Linked DNA regions of Homo sapiens: region 1 is linked to region 2. Evidence: read pairs that join two places in POLR2A ChIA-PET (ENCODE). Cell type or tissue: PC-9. All regions are shown on one strand.

Region 1 (8,000 bases), 180 kb after region 2:
CCGCAAATGTCCAACTAGTGAATGGATAAACACTGTAGTACAGTCATACAATGGAATTCTGCAATAAAAAGAAACAAACTATTGATACATGCATAACATTGATGAATCTCAAAGGCATTATGCTGAGTAAAATAAACCAGTCAAAAGGTTATATACTATATGATTTCACTTGTATGACAATCTGGAAAAGACCAAACTCATAAGGCAGAGAACAGATCAGTACTTGCCAGGGGTTAGGAGTGGGCAGAGAGTTGGACTACAAAATAAGTAGCATGAAGGAATCATTTTTAAGTGATAGCATTGTTCTGAATCCTGATTGTGGCAGTACTTACACAAATTTGTAACTGTTAAAACTTGTGGACTATACATGAAAAAAAGGTTTTCCATGTAATTAATTTTACGAAAAACATTTTAAAGAGTAAATAAAAATACTTCAGGACAGAATGCTTTGTCTCCAAATAATTTGGTTCAATTTTAATATTTAATTTACTCCAATTCTGAAGAATATATCTCAGAGCACTGGCAGAAGTTTCAAGGGTCAAATCAATGATGTCGGCAAAGCCAAGAAAACTGGTGGCTTAGAGGCAATTTTAAACTCTCAGACTTCAATTTTAACCAAACAAATCATCAATCCAGAGAACATGGGGAAAGGCAGATCAAAAGAAATTCAAACTGTATATCACTATGAAAAACTGAAAATCAATCTGCAAACTCAACACATTTCATTAATCTCAGAATCTAAATCCCGTAAGAATTGTAACTTATCAGGCATACCTTCCCCTTCTGCAGATAGAGACTTCTCTTTCTTTTCCCTCCCTCCCTTCCTTCCTCCCTCCCTTCTTTCCTCCCTCCCTTCTTTCCTTCCTTCCTTCTCTCTCTCTCTCTCTCTCTCTCTCTCTCTTTCTTGATCACCCACTCTAGAGTGGGTAATCATAATCGAAGCTCACTATAACCTCAAACTTTTGGGCTCAAGTGATCCTCCCACCTCAGCCTCCCAAAGTGCTGGGATTACAGGTGTGAGCCACCATGCCTTGCCTGATGGTCTTTTCTTCTTGCCTTCAAAATACTGAAGAAATTACTTACAGCTTTAAGGGTAAGATCACACTGGAAAACAAGTGTCCGGAGTTGTGCTAAAATTTCTCTTTTGGTATTTTCTAGATCATTTCTTCTTTCTTCAACATTTGTCACACAAACTTTGTAAAGTTCATTTGCTTCTTCTACCTTCACAAATATCACAGAAAAAAAAATAACACTAGAATTTATATTTTAAACAAATATTTACTATAGTAAAGCTAAGTTGAAATAACTGAAAATTCTGAAATCTTCTGTTTTCAAAATAATACTTCTGAAGTTAATCTGTTCTGGTCAGTGATTCAAAGGCAGTTGATTTTAATGGACAGCCATGTACAATTTATAATTAGTACACTGTCTATAAAATATTTGCTTCTATTTGAAATAGCATTTTATATTTATATTTACTATATTCCATATAATCTTACAGAATTTGTTCGTAAAATTACATTTCATCAATAATACAAAGCTTTTGCCTATCCTTGCTATCAGGTGCCTGAATTAGTACACATACACACACACACTTGCCTAAAAGGTGAACTTTCTTGTCAAGTAAAATAAACTACTGCCTTCTCTAAGACATTCTTTCACAAACTCCAAAATTCAGGTCTCAGCATAGTGGTTCTCAAAATGTGGATCTTCACCAACAGCATCAGCACGACCTGAGAGCCTATTAAAAAATGTTGACCTACTGAATGAGAAACTCTGGGGGATGGGCTTAGCCATGTTTTAACATGCCTTTCCAGGCAGTCTTGGCAGACGCAGAACTTTGACACCAAACTCCTGGCAGATTACCGCTAATTCAACTTGCAAATAAAAAAGAAAAAGATCGTTACTTTTTGGAGAGCCTCCTCTTCCAACCTTCGCTTTTTTTCTAGTTGCTTGTTGAGATTTTTTGCTAATCCGCCACTTGAAGACAGATGCTCCTCTTCTGCACGAAACATGGAAGACTTTGCTTTCTCATATTCATCTTGACGTTGCATGCATAATAATTTTGCCTTTTTGAGAGCATTCTCTGCTTCAAGCTACACCGAAAAGAGTATTAAACACAGAATATGAAAGAAATCCTACTGAACAAGTGTCTTTAGCATATTCAGCAAGATAGTTAAGACAATATTTTAGAAAAATGAGAGCAAGGAAGGTCAGTATATACTGCAGATTATTTTAAATGTTCACAAATAGGTACATGAAACTCCATTTTAATACTAACCATTTTATTTTGCTCCTGTTTCCAAAGCTCTTTTATTTCTTTCCTTTGTTTTTCCATTTCATTTTTCCTTCCAAGTAGAGGCTGTGAAAGGTATTTAAAATGGAAAAAGAGAAAAGCAATTTTCTAATGGCATGCCATTGCTTAAAAATAAAAGTGCATTATACATATAAATTAATCTTTACCTGCACAAATTTGTTAGCCTGGAGAGCTGCAATTGTTTGTTGTAAAAGGTGACTGCTTTCTATATCATTAAGAAGAGCATTAGTAAACAGAGACTGCAGTGGCATGAACTCCTAAAATTTAAAATTGAAAAGTAAATTTTACAATAGAAATGGCACTAGAATTCCAAACACATCACTACCCTTCTTCAAAAAGGGAAACTAAGTTTAGACTTTTGCCCCCAGAAAAATAACTAGTCAAAAACATGACTATGAGAAAAATATAGAAGAAAATTAATTATAATTAATCATAAAACTGGTTAGCAAAAGTAGTAGCTATCAAGACAATCAGTATTTGTATAAAATTGTAAATTTCTGGCTGGGAATAGTGACTCATGCCTATAATCCCAATACTCTGGGAGGCCAAGGTGGGTGGATTACTTGAGCTCAGGAGTTTGAGACCAGCCTAGGCAACATGGTGAAACCCCATCTCTACAAAAACATGCAAAAATTAGCCAGGGCATGGTGGGCACCTATAGTCCCAGGTCATCAGGAGGCTGCGGTGGGAGGATCGCTTGAGCCTCGGGGGACAGAGGTTGCAGTGAGCTGAGATCACGCCACTGCACTCCAGCCTGGGTTACAGAGTGAGACCCTGTCTTAAGACGAAAAAAAAAGCGTATTTCCTAGATTTTTTCATAATGGACATCCATCTAAACTTAAAATAATTTTGTCAATAAAAAGATCAGCATTTAAGTGCTTTCCTATATTAACTGAAATATTCTGATTTTGCAAATTATTGGGAGTTCATGAGTAGTTTCTTATTATAGAACCCCCGAAGTTCACAGAACACTTACCTGAATTCCAATGTTAGTTCTAGTTGCCTCTGCCAACTTGACCATATTTCTAGTGGACTCCAATTCTGAAAAGTTCAAAGAGGGTATCAGAAGGTAAAATCAATTTATTTTTCCCCCTGTATACTCTAAAATTACTTGTAGTAATTCCACAATTAAGAAGTGATCACAAATACTAGTGTGTATCAAGATATAATACAGCAATACTTCTTTCTTCCTTTTTTTTTTTTTTTTAAAAAGAGACATGGTCTCACTACGTTGCCGAGGCTGGTCTCGAACTCCCAGGCTCAAGTGATCTTCCAGGCTCAAGTGATCTTCCAGCCTCAGCCTCAGGAATAGCTGGGATTACAGGCATAAGCCACCATGTACAGCTCTTAATGCAGCACTTCTTAATTGTGAGTGCTCATCAGAATCAACTGGGAAACTCTTTCAGAATATATTTGCCTCCATTTCACCTCTCTGAAGGATAGGACCTAGGCTTGTGTACTGACCCTCTACAAGACTATTCAGGTGATTCTGATTAGCATTCTCTATTATAAGCAAATAATACAGTAGAAAGAGCATAGGCTTTGGGTAGATTCTATATTCTTCCAGTTATGCTATATGACTTTAAGCAAATCTGCTATATGACCTTAAGAAATCTCCTGTCTTGTCTCTCTCAGCTGTAATATAGGAAAAACAATTCTTGTCTTGCCTACTTCTCAGAGTTTTTGTAAGAAGTAAATAAGATAATGACTACGAAAACATTTTGATAACTGTAAAACACTGAGGAAATATTAGCTATTAAAATGTTTCTTCTCTGTTTCCATTGCCTTCTACTCATACATCTATTGTTGCTGTTATCTCCTGACCATATTATCTGACTGCATTTCCTCTTACCCACTAGAGTATGACTTCTTTGAAGGCAGAGACAGTATTCTATTTGTCTTTGTGTCCCTAGGTCTAGTAGTTGGTCCACAGTAAATACTCACTAATTCCATCTAGTGTAAGAAGAGTCTTTTCTGGATAATGGTTTTATTCATTATAATGAAACAGGTACTAATTTGGAATTCTATTACTCATAATCTGTAAAAAATGAGTTAGAAACAACTTAATTATTATACTCTAAATCAGATGCTTTAAAAGGCAACTCACCCAAGTTAAGCTTTTTTTCAACCCATGAAACTATGTTCTTAGTATATTTTGACCAAGTTTTAGCATATGACAAAGCCAGCTCGATAGAGTCAGTGTTCTTTAACAGCACGTTGTCTAGTTCTAAAGGGGAAAAATTTCCTGAAAACAAAAATATCAAGGTAAGTATATGTTAAATGTGATCACATCATAACTCCAAACAAAGAAGCACTGAGATCCTAAGATACTAGTCAATAAAAACTGGTTTTTAAAAAAAATACAAGTGACAAATTTACAATTAAAAGGCCAGAGTTTAAACTTAAAATGGTTTCAAACTATAATGTATTTTTATCTTAAAATATATTTCTATTATCCATCAAGTTAAAAGCTTTACACAATTCTTGATCAGTCTATATCTCATATTATCTATCTACTCTAGCAGGTTATTTCCCTTAAGCTCTATATGTAAAACTTTATATATCATTTTGCATTAAAAATGAATACACTAGGTTACTAAGCAAGAAGAGATTAATCCAGGACATTCATAGAAAGTAACTACAAGAAGTTTGTGAAAAGTTATAAACACCTTGAGCATTACCTTTTTCACTGGATGAGTCCACTGATTCCACAGAAACATTTTCAAACGACTTACAACATGGAAAAAGATAAATTTAAAATTAGAGAAGAACACAAATCTTTGCTTCAGAATTTTTTTGCCCCAATTTGTTACTCTGACATAATTCCTGCTAAAGAATTTCAAGTATTTAAAACTTAAAGGCCTTAGAAGTCTGTTTAAGTGCCAGAACACTTCATAAGAATTTCATAGCTTTTTACAACAGGAGTTCCCAAGATCCAAGAATGAACAACCTCACTGTTGTTACTAACAGCATTAGTTAACATTAATGAATCCATTCAAAACTTTAAATTTTGCAGATAACAAAAATATTAGTCAAGAAGTTAGAGAAGCAATGCAAACATATTGCTATCTAAACAGAAGACACAGATCTGCCTCTTCCAGTCATCTTTTATCATTTTACTATATGATAAGCATGTCTCTGAAAGTCTATTACATAGCTTAGCACAAAACTTTCTATGATGATGGAAGTGTTTTATATCTGTACTGTCCAATAAAGTAGCTAATAGCTCCATGTAGCTATTTGAACATTTAATAAGTGGCTAGTGTGACTAGGAGGTGGAAGTGAATTTTTAATTTTATTTAACTATTATAATTAAATTTAAAGAACTACATGTGACTCGTGCTACTTTATTGCATTGTGCTGGAAAACATCATTTACCAAAATTTTGAGATCTTAAACAAATTTAATCGATTTAAATTGGGCAATACAGGGTATACAGGGATTCAATGCAAAACTGATCGAGGAGACCTGGGTCTGAAGTCCAGCTCCATTATTACCTGTATGACACTGGGCTACATATTTTAAGTTCACTAACTTTGTAAGTCCTTCTGTAAAAGAGGGATAAGAACACTACTTTCAAAAGACTGTTTTAAGAATTAAGATGATGTAGGCCTAGCGCAAGGCATGGTACATAGTAACCACTATTAAACATATTGCAACAGGCCAGGTGTGGTGGCTGATACCTGTAATCACAGAACTTTGGGAGACTGAGGCGGACGGATCACCTGAGGTCAGGAGCTCGAGGCCAGCCTGACCAACATGGAGAAACCCCATCTCTACTAAAATACAAAAATTAGCCAGGTGTGGTAGCACATGTCTGTGGTCCCAGCTACTTGGGAGGCTGCGGCACAAGAAGTGTTTGAAATTAGAAGATGGAGGTTGCAGTGAGCCGAGATCACACCACTGCACCAGCCCAGGTGAAGGAGTTCTCACTCTGTCTCAAAAAATATATATATATTTAATATTATATATGTATAATATATAGTTGCAATATATATATTCAAATGAGGCAAATATATATATATAGAGAGAGAGAGAAGGAGCAACTTTTATTTATTTATTTATTTATTTTTGAGACAGAGTCTCACTCTGTCACCCAGGCTGGAGTGCAGCGCCACGATCTTGGCTCACTGCAACCTCTGCCTTCTGGGTTCAAGTGATTCTCGTGCCTCAGCCTCCCAAATAGCTGGGACTACAGATGCACATCACCCTTCCTGGCTAATATTTGTATTTTTAGTAGAGACTGGGTTTCGCCACGTTGGCCAGGCTGGTCTCGAACTCCTGGCCTCAGGTGATCCGCCCACTTCGCCCTCCCAAAGTACGAGATTACAGGTATGAGCCACCATGCCCTATTATTTTTAAAGGGTATTTTTCAAAACCGTTGATCAAAGTAATTTTATTATTAGGATTATATATCATCACAGCTTTTTTATTCCAATCTCTAAAACAAATTAAAACCTTCAAAAAAAAGTACAAAAGAAAAAAAAGAAAAAAGTATTTTTTCCTGTTAAGAATTAGTATAATATGTATGCACAATAGAGGTACAGAAACAGGAAATATGATTCACACCTAAAATTTAAATTGTTCAGTGTCTTGCCACACAGATAAAATGTGTAATCTTCTGAAGTAGTAGCAACAGTTTGAAAAGATAAAATTTAGGAATAATCATGAATAATAGCAAAATATTTAAACATCTTACAACTTTTCATCATTCTCCTCCATTTGTCAATAGATGGCTTCAGTAACGGTCATAATTTTTGGTAATATTGTAATACATATAACAAATGCCTTAAATAGTCATTTTTATTTTATATAATTTTAAGAAGGACCTGAGGTTTTTATAATAATATAAGTCCCTGGCACGTTTCCAAATATTTGATTTTTTTTTTTGTTTTTGTTTCTTTGTGTTTTTTTAGAGACAGAGTCGCACTGGCTAGAGAGGAATGACACAATCACAGCTCACTGCAGCCTTGAACTCCTGGGCTCAAGTGAATCCCCCCTCTCAGCTTCCCTTTCAAGTAGCTGGGACTACAGACTTGTGCCACCACATCTGGCTAATTTTTTGTAGGGACAGGGCCTCAATCATGTTAACCAGGCTGGTCCTGAACTCCTGTCCTCAAGTGATCCTCCCACCATGACCTCTTAAAGTGCCGGGACTATAGGTGTGTGCCACCACACCTGGCTAATTTTTTGTAGGAACAGGGTCTCAATCATGTTAACCAGGATGGTCTTGAACTCCTAGCTTCAAGTGATCCTCCCACCTTGGCCTCTTAATGTGCTGGGACTATAGGCATGAGTCACTATACCTGGTCCCAAATATCTGTTGAAATCCTTCTTGGATTTGATCATCCTTAACAGAAAATGATCAACATAAGTCCCTGATGCAGTTTTTTAATGTATTTTGTTTGCATTCAGCAAAAAAGTTTAGTCAATTAAAAACATTACTACCATAAACTTTAAAGAAATATTATCCATACATTCCTTATATTCTGTTATTTCATAGCAATTTTTCTTTTTTTTTTTGGAGACAGAGTCTCACTCTGTCACCTAGGCTGGAGTGCAGTGGTGTGATCTCGGCTCACTGCAACCTCCGCCTCCCGGGTTCGAGCAATTCTCCTGCCTCAGCCTCCTGAGTAGCTGGGATTACAGGTGCCCACCACCATGCCCAGCTAATTTTTGTATT
Region 2 (8,000 bases):
AGGTCCTCTTTCACATGTCACATGTCATCTCCTCCCATCCCAGCCAAGGACTCCTTTTCTGTGCCACCTCTGTGCTTTGCAGGTACTTCTAGCAGCACAGGACCCATCTTCATCCTGTCATCCCTACCTCTCGGGGCTTCTGTGCCTCACACCTGTTCAGGGAGGCCCTTAGCCTCTCCTGCCTGGACTTGTGCTCTGCTTCTTCACTGGCCCTGGGATCTATCTCCTGTACTGCCCTGGAAGTCTGAAGTGACTGTGTGGAAACACCAGTCTGAGTGCATCACTCCCTGGCCTCAAACCCTTCAAAGGCAGGGCAGAAGCCAAAGTCAACAGAACAGAATGAATTAGCTGGTTATACCAAGCAGAGGAGGAGCTCTTTCTCAGGGCCTTGAATCACTGCCTCACTCCTACTCTCTGTCTCAGCCGAGGCCCCACAGGTCCCTCTGGAGAGCAATCCTGAAAGCCAGATTTCATGTGTACGGTCTAGAATCTGCCCAGGAAAGCACATACATGTCAGCCCCGCACCTGTTCTGGAGGTGCAGTTCCTGAGGGAGGCTGGGAGGCAGCAGGCTCCTAGAGTCCCACTTGGTGAGGTTCTAAACCTCTGGAAATATTTCAACCTCCAGGATGCCTCAGGAATGGGGTGAGTCTGGGGCTGGCCCACACTCCCTGAAGCTTAAAAGGAATGGGCCAAGGAGTGTCCCGGGTTTAGGCTACAAGGCCCTCTTGTTGGAGTATTATAAACTGTTATATACTTGGAGGTTTTAGAAGCTTTTTTTGGGTGAGAATGCTCTGAAACGCCACATCAGGGAATGCCACCCCCACTTATGTCCTCCAAGAAGAGGCACCACTGAGTGTCTTCTGAGTCTGGGATGTCCCTAGCCACATATTCTTCAGGACGTGTCTTGTGACTTCCTGAGCACCTACAGAACAGCCCCTCCTCATGGCTGTGAGGTGTGCCTTTTAAAAGTGTGCAATTATTTCAACAATGAATCAATCTGAGATTTTAATTCTGATAAAAATAGTTTCTTACCTCTGTTCATTGACCCAGAATTTGCTCTTTAAGCTGAAAGCCAAAATAAAATAATGCAATGAATACCACAAGTACAGCAGTGCCGTTAACTTTCTTTCCCAAACATTCATTTTGAAGACTGAAGTCTCAGTCTTCAGGGGCATTTTTGCATTTTCCGATATCCAAGCAATGCGGAAGCCGCCCAGCCCTGGGACATTGCCTGAATACACATGCAGAGAAAGGACCTATGATTTCCCCCACTGGCTCTCCAAATCATATCCCGCATGCTGGACTTTCTGAGTGGTCCTGTTGTCAGGTCATATGTCAGGTCAATATGCCTGATCTGGACCCAGAACACACGGCAATGACCATGTCAGTGTGGAATGAAGGCTGCAGCCCTCCTGTCTTCCACCCTGCAAAAATGAGACTCTAACAACCACCTGCACACCTCGGGGGAGTTCCGACTCACTCCACAGCCCAAAGTTAAGGCACTGACATTCAGTCAATCAAGGGTAAAATGACAAAATGGGAAATGAACAGATGCCAACTCTGGACCCCAGAGCTCAATCCCATGAACTGTCATTGTCATCCACCTTTAAGCACACACGCACAAAATCCAAAATTTCATACTGGAGATTTGCTGCTGAGAACTCAGTTTGGGATGGTTGCTGTTTATTGCATTCTATTTATTCTGCTTTTATTTTGGGGCTTGGATGGCATTCTTTGTTTTGCTAAATGCTTTCACCATTTGCAGTGTGTTCTAGTTAATTAAGTCAATTTATCCCTCGTTCAGGGCTCTGGCAGGTGAAGCAACAGAAAGTCCTACTAAAGTTAGACAGGAGGTTTTATCTTAAAGCCCCAGAGCCTGTGCGGACTGGACCACGCTTCCTTAGGATCCTCTCTCCTGGCATGGCATGCCCCTGTCAAGCTGCTTGTTCTGATACGGGCTGCCAAAGCTGTTCCATCCTGGATGGGGCTGATAAGAACAGCTGGAGAGCCAAGAGAACTAGATATTTCTTGAAAAGTTCATTGGCATCTCAAAGGGCAGTGATCAAAGATGATAATTCACAGTTAGAATATGACAGCTGCAGTTGACCTGGCTCGCCCTGGCGTGTGCTGGACTCAGACACTGTCCCGCTGCCTCTTTCCCACCCTATCTTTTTCCTTTCTCTTTTTTGCCACTTACTTATTTTCTCTTTTTCTTCTACCTTTTCCCCTATACTCCTCCACCTCCCTCCAAATTTTTACTCTCTCTTTTAACTAGTTAAAATATGTGGCTGCATTTTTGAATAACTTCTATGGTCTTCTGATATAACTTTTAATAATACGTGGGTTAAAATTTAAGACTGCTTGCCCTAAATGTAAAAACAAACAAACAAACAACAAAAAAAGAATTAATCTTAAGTTACATTTTACTTGTATGTGCCTCAATTGCTTTTTATGTTGAATGGGGCCCTCAAATCAGATAAAAAAGAAAAAAATCTACTGCCCTGATCATACATAAATTGAGAGAGAAAATTATCTTCTGTCCCTAGTTAATATCTTCTACAGGGAGCCAGGATAAAAAGCATAAAAGGATTTCTTCTTACCTGCTTCTTATAAGAGCAGGATACGTTTTTACCAAGAAGTCGGAGATGTTCCTGTCCGTCAGGTCTTGTAGAATTTCCGTGCTGCGCTGTGTTCTCTGAGGCAATGAGACACCCACGTTAATTACCTTGGAACTTGAGGACTTATAAGTAGTTTGTGAAACTGCTTGTTGTCTTCCAAAAATTATTTATGGATTGAGCTGCTGAGAAAATACTAAATAAAGTACTGGCATCTCCCTAGTTCTCACTTCAATGATGTGTAACTCATCTTTGATGCCTCTTTTTTCGCCAATCCATTGACAAGACAGAATGGCGTCACTCCAAAACAAATCTCCAATCCATCTGCGTTTCTCCAGCTCCAATACTGCCACGCTACCCAAGCCACCACCTAGACCACTAGAGAAACTTCCACATGGGTCTGCCTGATTCTGTCCTTGGTCTGCCAACTTCCGTTTTCCACCCAGCAGCCAGCTTGAACTATAAAAATGTAAACCCGAGCACCTCAGTCACCTTGCTTACTTATCCACTCCAATAAACCCTGGGATCAAATCTCGACTCACTACCAAGGCCCATGTGGCCGATGTGTGTGGCCCTGCCCCTCTCTGAGCTCACCTGCCACACTCCCCTCCCTGTCTCTCGGCGAGCACCTCTCTCTCCTGGTGCAGCTTTGTGCTTGGCTGTTCACTCTGCCTGGGAACTCTACCTGTAGACCCTCTCATGGCTCGCTTCAAATTTTATTCCTCGGAGAAATGTTCCTGGTTCCAGTCACTCTGTATTGTCATGTACTGTTGTGTTATCTTCATAGCTCTCATTTCCATCTGAGAGTTTCCTCCCGATGGATCTGTTTACGTATTTGTATCTGTAATCCCCCGTAGGATATCATTTTGGTGAGAGCAGGGACTTTGCCTGATTTGTGAGCTGTTGTGTCCCCAGCACCCAGAATAGTGGGTGGCATACAGATGACACAGTTGATTTGTGACATTAATGAAAGAATTTGAATAGTTCCTTACAATTTACAAATCACTTTCAAAATACATCTAGGACTGGAAGCTAGTTCATCGAAATATTTTGGAAAATTCAAAGGTGCATGGGTTTGTCCACCAGGTGGCAATATTACTGCAAATCTGGGAACACATTCCGCTTACATTCTCATAAAAGCATTCACTCTGTCAAGGGTGCTGCCCAGAAGTAGTTGAGGGGATTTTGGTGGCATTACACCGCCGTTATTGCGCACCATTCTTTCCTTTTCATACACTTTCTATCTCCTCCCCCTGTTTTCCCATTTGACTTTCCTCTTCTTTAATTCACTCTTTTCACCTTGTTTCTCTCTCTCCTGCCAGGAGGAGAGCTGGCACCTACCGAATGCTCCCTGTGTGTCGGGCACTATGTTAAATGCCCTACATACACGATCTCACTTCATCCTGACACTCTTTGAAAGAAGAATTTTTAGCTTAATTTACAGACAGAGAAACTGAGGTTCAGAACAGTTAGCTGACTTGCACTGACTGGGCTGCAAACTTGCAGGTGGGTGGCCCAGGGCCTAGGAACTGAATCTGCCTCTGTCTCCTCCTTGCTCTTTTCACTGAGTCACCTGCTTCTCAAGCTGAAAGTGGCACTCAGACACCGGCCAAGCTCCCCTGGTGGAATCCAGGTTGGAAAAATTGCTGCTGGCTGCGATAGCTTATGATAAATTGTTTTATAAAAGTTCTGCCCAATAAAATATTTGTGTAACCCTATCTCCACATATACTAGAAGTCAGGGACAGAGTGCTTCCACCTCAGGACCCACCACATTCAAAGAATGTTAGAGCAGGGAGGGTCCCTAGAGATGACCACATTGCCCCATTTCCCAGATGAGAACAACTGATTGTCTCTGAATCAGGCCCACGCCCTCTGGACTTATTCCAGGCTGAATGAGGGATTGTGTTTGAGTGGCTAGGGTGAGCAGATGTGAATAAGAGTGTGGGTTTGTGAGTGTGTGTGTGTGAGAAAGAGAGAGAGAGAGAAAGATAGAGAGAGAATGAGAAAGAGATTGAGAGAAAGAGTGAGAAAGAGTGAGAGAGTGAGAGATAAAGAGTAAGAGATAGATAGAGACAGAGAGATTGAGAGAGAAAGAGAGAGAGAGAAAAAGAGTGAGTGAGAGAGACAGAGCGCGCACAGCTCCTGTGCATATGCGTGGCATTCAGTTTTGCTCCAATGGAAGGCACGTATAATAGTGAGGAAATGCAGAAGTGAAAGAAAATGGCAGGAACTGGCTTGCCTTTTTCTAGGACTTTGGCTGTTACATTTTGTCCAGGGACCAAGGACCAACACTACTGAAAATAAGTTTCTAAGCTGGACAGACCGCGTGGAAGTAAGGGTTCGTTTAGGAAATGAAACACCATGTAGGTAGGCTTGGCCTCCCCTCCCTCGCCCTGGCCAAGAGCTCAGGGTACAGTATCACAGCCTTGACGTCCTGATGCTGGAGGGTTTTGAGTGGAGGCAGCCACAGGAGCCCTCAGCATTGACAGCAAAGCAAACAAGCAAAGCTTCCTCTTGGGGCACAGAGGACTGAGACAAGTTCCTTGGGTCCTTCTTTTGGGATCCCTATGATGCAGCAGATGAGCTGTGATTCAAAGAGAGAAAATATTGCTTGAGAAATATAAAGATACATGCTTTAGAATATAAAAAAGAGCAGGGATCGGGTGTTCTTGGCCTAGAACCATTTATAAACCAGACTGTGATAGGTGCTGTGGCAAAATCTAGTTGCTCCCATTATTTGCTCCTCCCTGCTGCCTTAGCCATAGCCTTTTTTGTTGGGTTTGTAAGTGGAAGTACTATGTGGGAACTTCAGAAAACCTTCCCTAAACATAGCACATGTGCACACTCTGCCCTCTGTTTTGCTTCATCCTTCTTCCATTCCGCTGCCTGGAAGGCAGCTCCTGCCTTATTGGCTGATGAGGCTGAGGCCTGTTTAGTGTGGAGGAGAAAGAGAATAGAACATCGTGCACCACCCACGTAGACTTTTAGATGAGTGAGAAACAAGTTGTGTCTTGTTTTATCTGCTGTTAGTTTGGGGTTGTCATCACTTGAGTTGAATCTAATTCTAAATAATTCCTTGCCCACATGATTTCATTAAATCCTCATAATAATATTATGAAATAAGCAGTTATTCCCAATTCACAGGTGATAAAATTAAGGCTCAGAGAGGTCAAGTAGTCCACCTGGGGCTCTCCGTGTCCCATACCTGTGCTTTCCCACTGAACTGCATAGCCTGTTTGGGAACAGTTTATTCATTGACAAATCATTGGACAGGGCTGTCTAAGGCCCAGCCCTGGCAAGTCAGCTGGGAGGCCCATTATCAACCACGGACACAGCCTTCTTTGATGTCTCTAAATCCCCCAGGAGATGCTCACTGTAATCTGTTCTGGACTTTAGAACTCCCAGGACAGGGTGCTGCTCAGAGCCAAGATCATTAATGTCCCTGCAAAAGATGGATGCTGGCTGTGCATGTATTTGTGTACATACCTGCAGATGTTAGAGACACAGCACATGGAGAGCTTCTTAATTAAGACTGTTAATAAGTGTGTAAACACATTTCCATTTGAATGTACATCATAGCATTGCTTATAATGGTGAAAACTAAAAAACCTAAGTGGCGAATAATGGGAGATCAGTTAATTTAAAGTAACTTTAGGCCAGGAGCAGTGGCTGACGCTTGTAATCCTAGCACTCTGGTAGGCAGAAGTGGGTAGATCACTTGAGGCCAGGAGTTCAACACCAGCCTGGCCAACATGGTAAAACCCCATCTGTACTAAAACTACCAAAAAAATTAGGCGGGCATGATGGTGCATGCCTGTAATCCCCACTACTCGGGGGGGCTGAGGCACAAGAATTGAACCTGGGAGGCAGAGGTTGCAGTGAGCCGAGATCACACCGCTGCACTCCAACCTGGGTGACAGAGAGAGACTCTGTCTCAAAAAAAAAAAAAAAAAAAAAAAAGAAATTCAAACAATGGGATAATATACAGATATTAAAAGTGATGCAGATGTCTATTTATTGACATGGATGCATGTTCCTAGTAAATTATGCAGTAAATCAGATTTTAAGACAATATTTGGAATATAATCTGTTTGGGTGGCTGCAAACCAAACATTATCTGTGTTTATATCCAAGCGATGATTTTTTTTCCTTCTGACTTACCTGTGTTTTCTAATTTTTCTATAATGAGCACATATGACTTAATTTTTTTTAGTGCTTAAACACATTTTTTCTACTAGATCAAATAGGAAGTATCTGGTGGAAAATGAAGCTTTTGGTGAGTGGCTTCCTCCAGTTGGCAGCCACAGCGCCCTGTGGGGAGCCCCTCCCAGAGGGTGCAGGGAGTTTGGTTTAGTCCCCTACTCAACTGCCAGTTTGAAATGTTAGTTTGTGAGAGACTCAGGAGATACCAGGGACTCCCCTAGTCCCTCTGTGGCAGGCAGACCTGGGGCCCCGTTGTTTGGAGGTCAGGTACCTGGGGGGGCGGGAGGCCCCCGGCACCCTCGGGGCACTCTGGCAGCATGGTGAGCTTCTCCCTGGTGCTGCACCTGCAGGATGGTGAAGGGTTGACCTGTGTCCATTTCTGCTTCTGGAACAGCTGGGTGATGTTTGGGGACACAGAAGGAGTCTTCCAGGGTGTTGAGTTGCCACAGGGGTACTCCCTCATGGAAGACAAGAAAATATTCCATAATCAGCCTCAAAGTTGCTGACAAATCCCTAGGCATAAGAAATTGTGCCCAACCCTTTCCTCCTCCTCTTTAGACCCAGGCCCTTTCTTCTTATTCTCTTGGAGGCTGGTTTCTGCTCAAGCAATATCAAAACTAGGGTTTTGTGACTGACTAGGTGTGGGGCTGGGGAATAACCATCTCTAGCTTGTGGATCGTTTTGTCTCCCTTTTTATTCCTAGCAGCTCTAGCTGTTGAGAGACACAGCAACCAGAAGAGGAATTTGAAATTAGTCTGTTTTGGTCCTTATTGACAGCTTTGAAAAAGACTGAGGGAGAAAAGTTAAAATTATATTGAACTTTTAGGATTCCTGGTGGATGTCAATGGCCTTCGCTAACTCCCTTCTCCAGACTCACAACTATCACAAAGTACTGGCCACTGTGTCACTCACGCCATTCAAGGCCCAATCACACAATAGCATAACCCTATTTCCCTCCCTCCCTGCTCAGAGGCCTTTCAAATAAGTTATGGGGAATCATCTGTCAACTCAACATAGAACTTCTATGCTGAGAAATATAGAGCTGTCCAGTGGTGTGGGGGCTTCCTAGGAGGTAGTGAATGTCCCTGCACACAAGTGTGGAAGGAGAGGTTGGGGGAGTGCTGGTCAGAGACATGGAAGTGACCAGCAGAGCAGGATTGAGTGGGGCCTCCCCAACGC

What was found. ChIA-PET counts read pairs that join two places held together with the same protein. Peaks named below come from ENCODE experiments on the same cell type or tissue, not always from the same donor. Only the 100,000 strongest peaks of a DNase experiment are listed, where the experiment ranks them.
Region 1: POLR2A ChIA-PET joins it to region 2 with 16 read pairs; 2 of 35 experiments call an interaction of 5 or more read pairs at or near these places.

What each region holds. Positions count from the first base shown.
Region 1 is chr1:94,200,637-94,208,636 of GRCh38, forward strand. ARHGAP29 (Rho GTPase activating protein 29) reads right to left here. Exons shown (of 23, transcript NM_004815.4): 6 at 4,999-5,047; 7 at 4,425-4,562; 8 at 3,294-3,358; 9 at 2,464-2,574; 10 at 2,282-2,362; 11 at 1,908-2,096; 12 at 1,084-1,221. Among named protein-coding and RNA genes, the nearest start is that of ARHGAP29, 33 kb to the right of the region's middle. In PC-9, no CTCF peak of the experiment used is centred here; no DNase peak of the experiment used is centred here; H3K27ac peaks cover 6,501 bases.
Region 2 is chr1:94,022,353-94,030,352 of GRCh38, forward strand. It overlaps ABCA4 (ATP binding cassette subfamily A member 4), which reads right to left. Exons shown (of 50, transcript NM_000350.3): 30 at 7,093-7,279; 31 at 2,602-2,696; 32 at 1,034-1,066. Among named protein-coding and RNA genes, the nearest start is that of ABCA4, 95 kb to the right of the region's middle. In PC-9, CTCF peaks have their summits at 3,722 (motif pointing right) and 3,925; DNase peaks (open chromatin) are centred at 349 and 3,729; H3K4me3 peaks cover 502 bases; H3K27ac peaks cover 1,549 bases.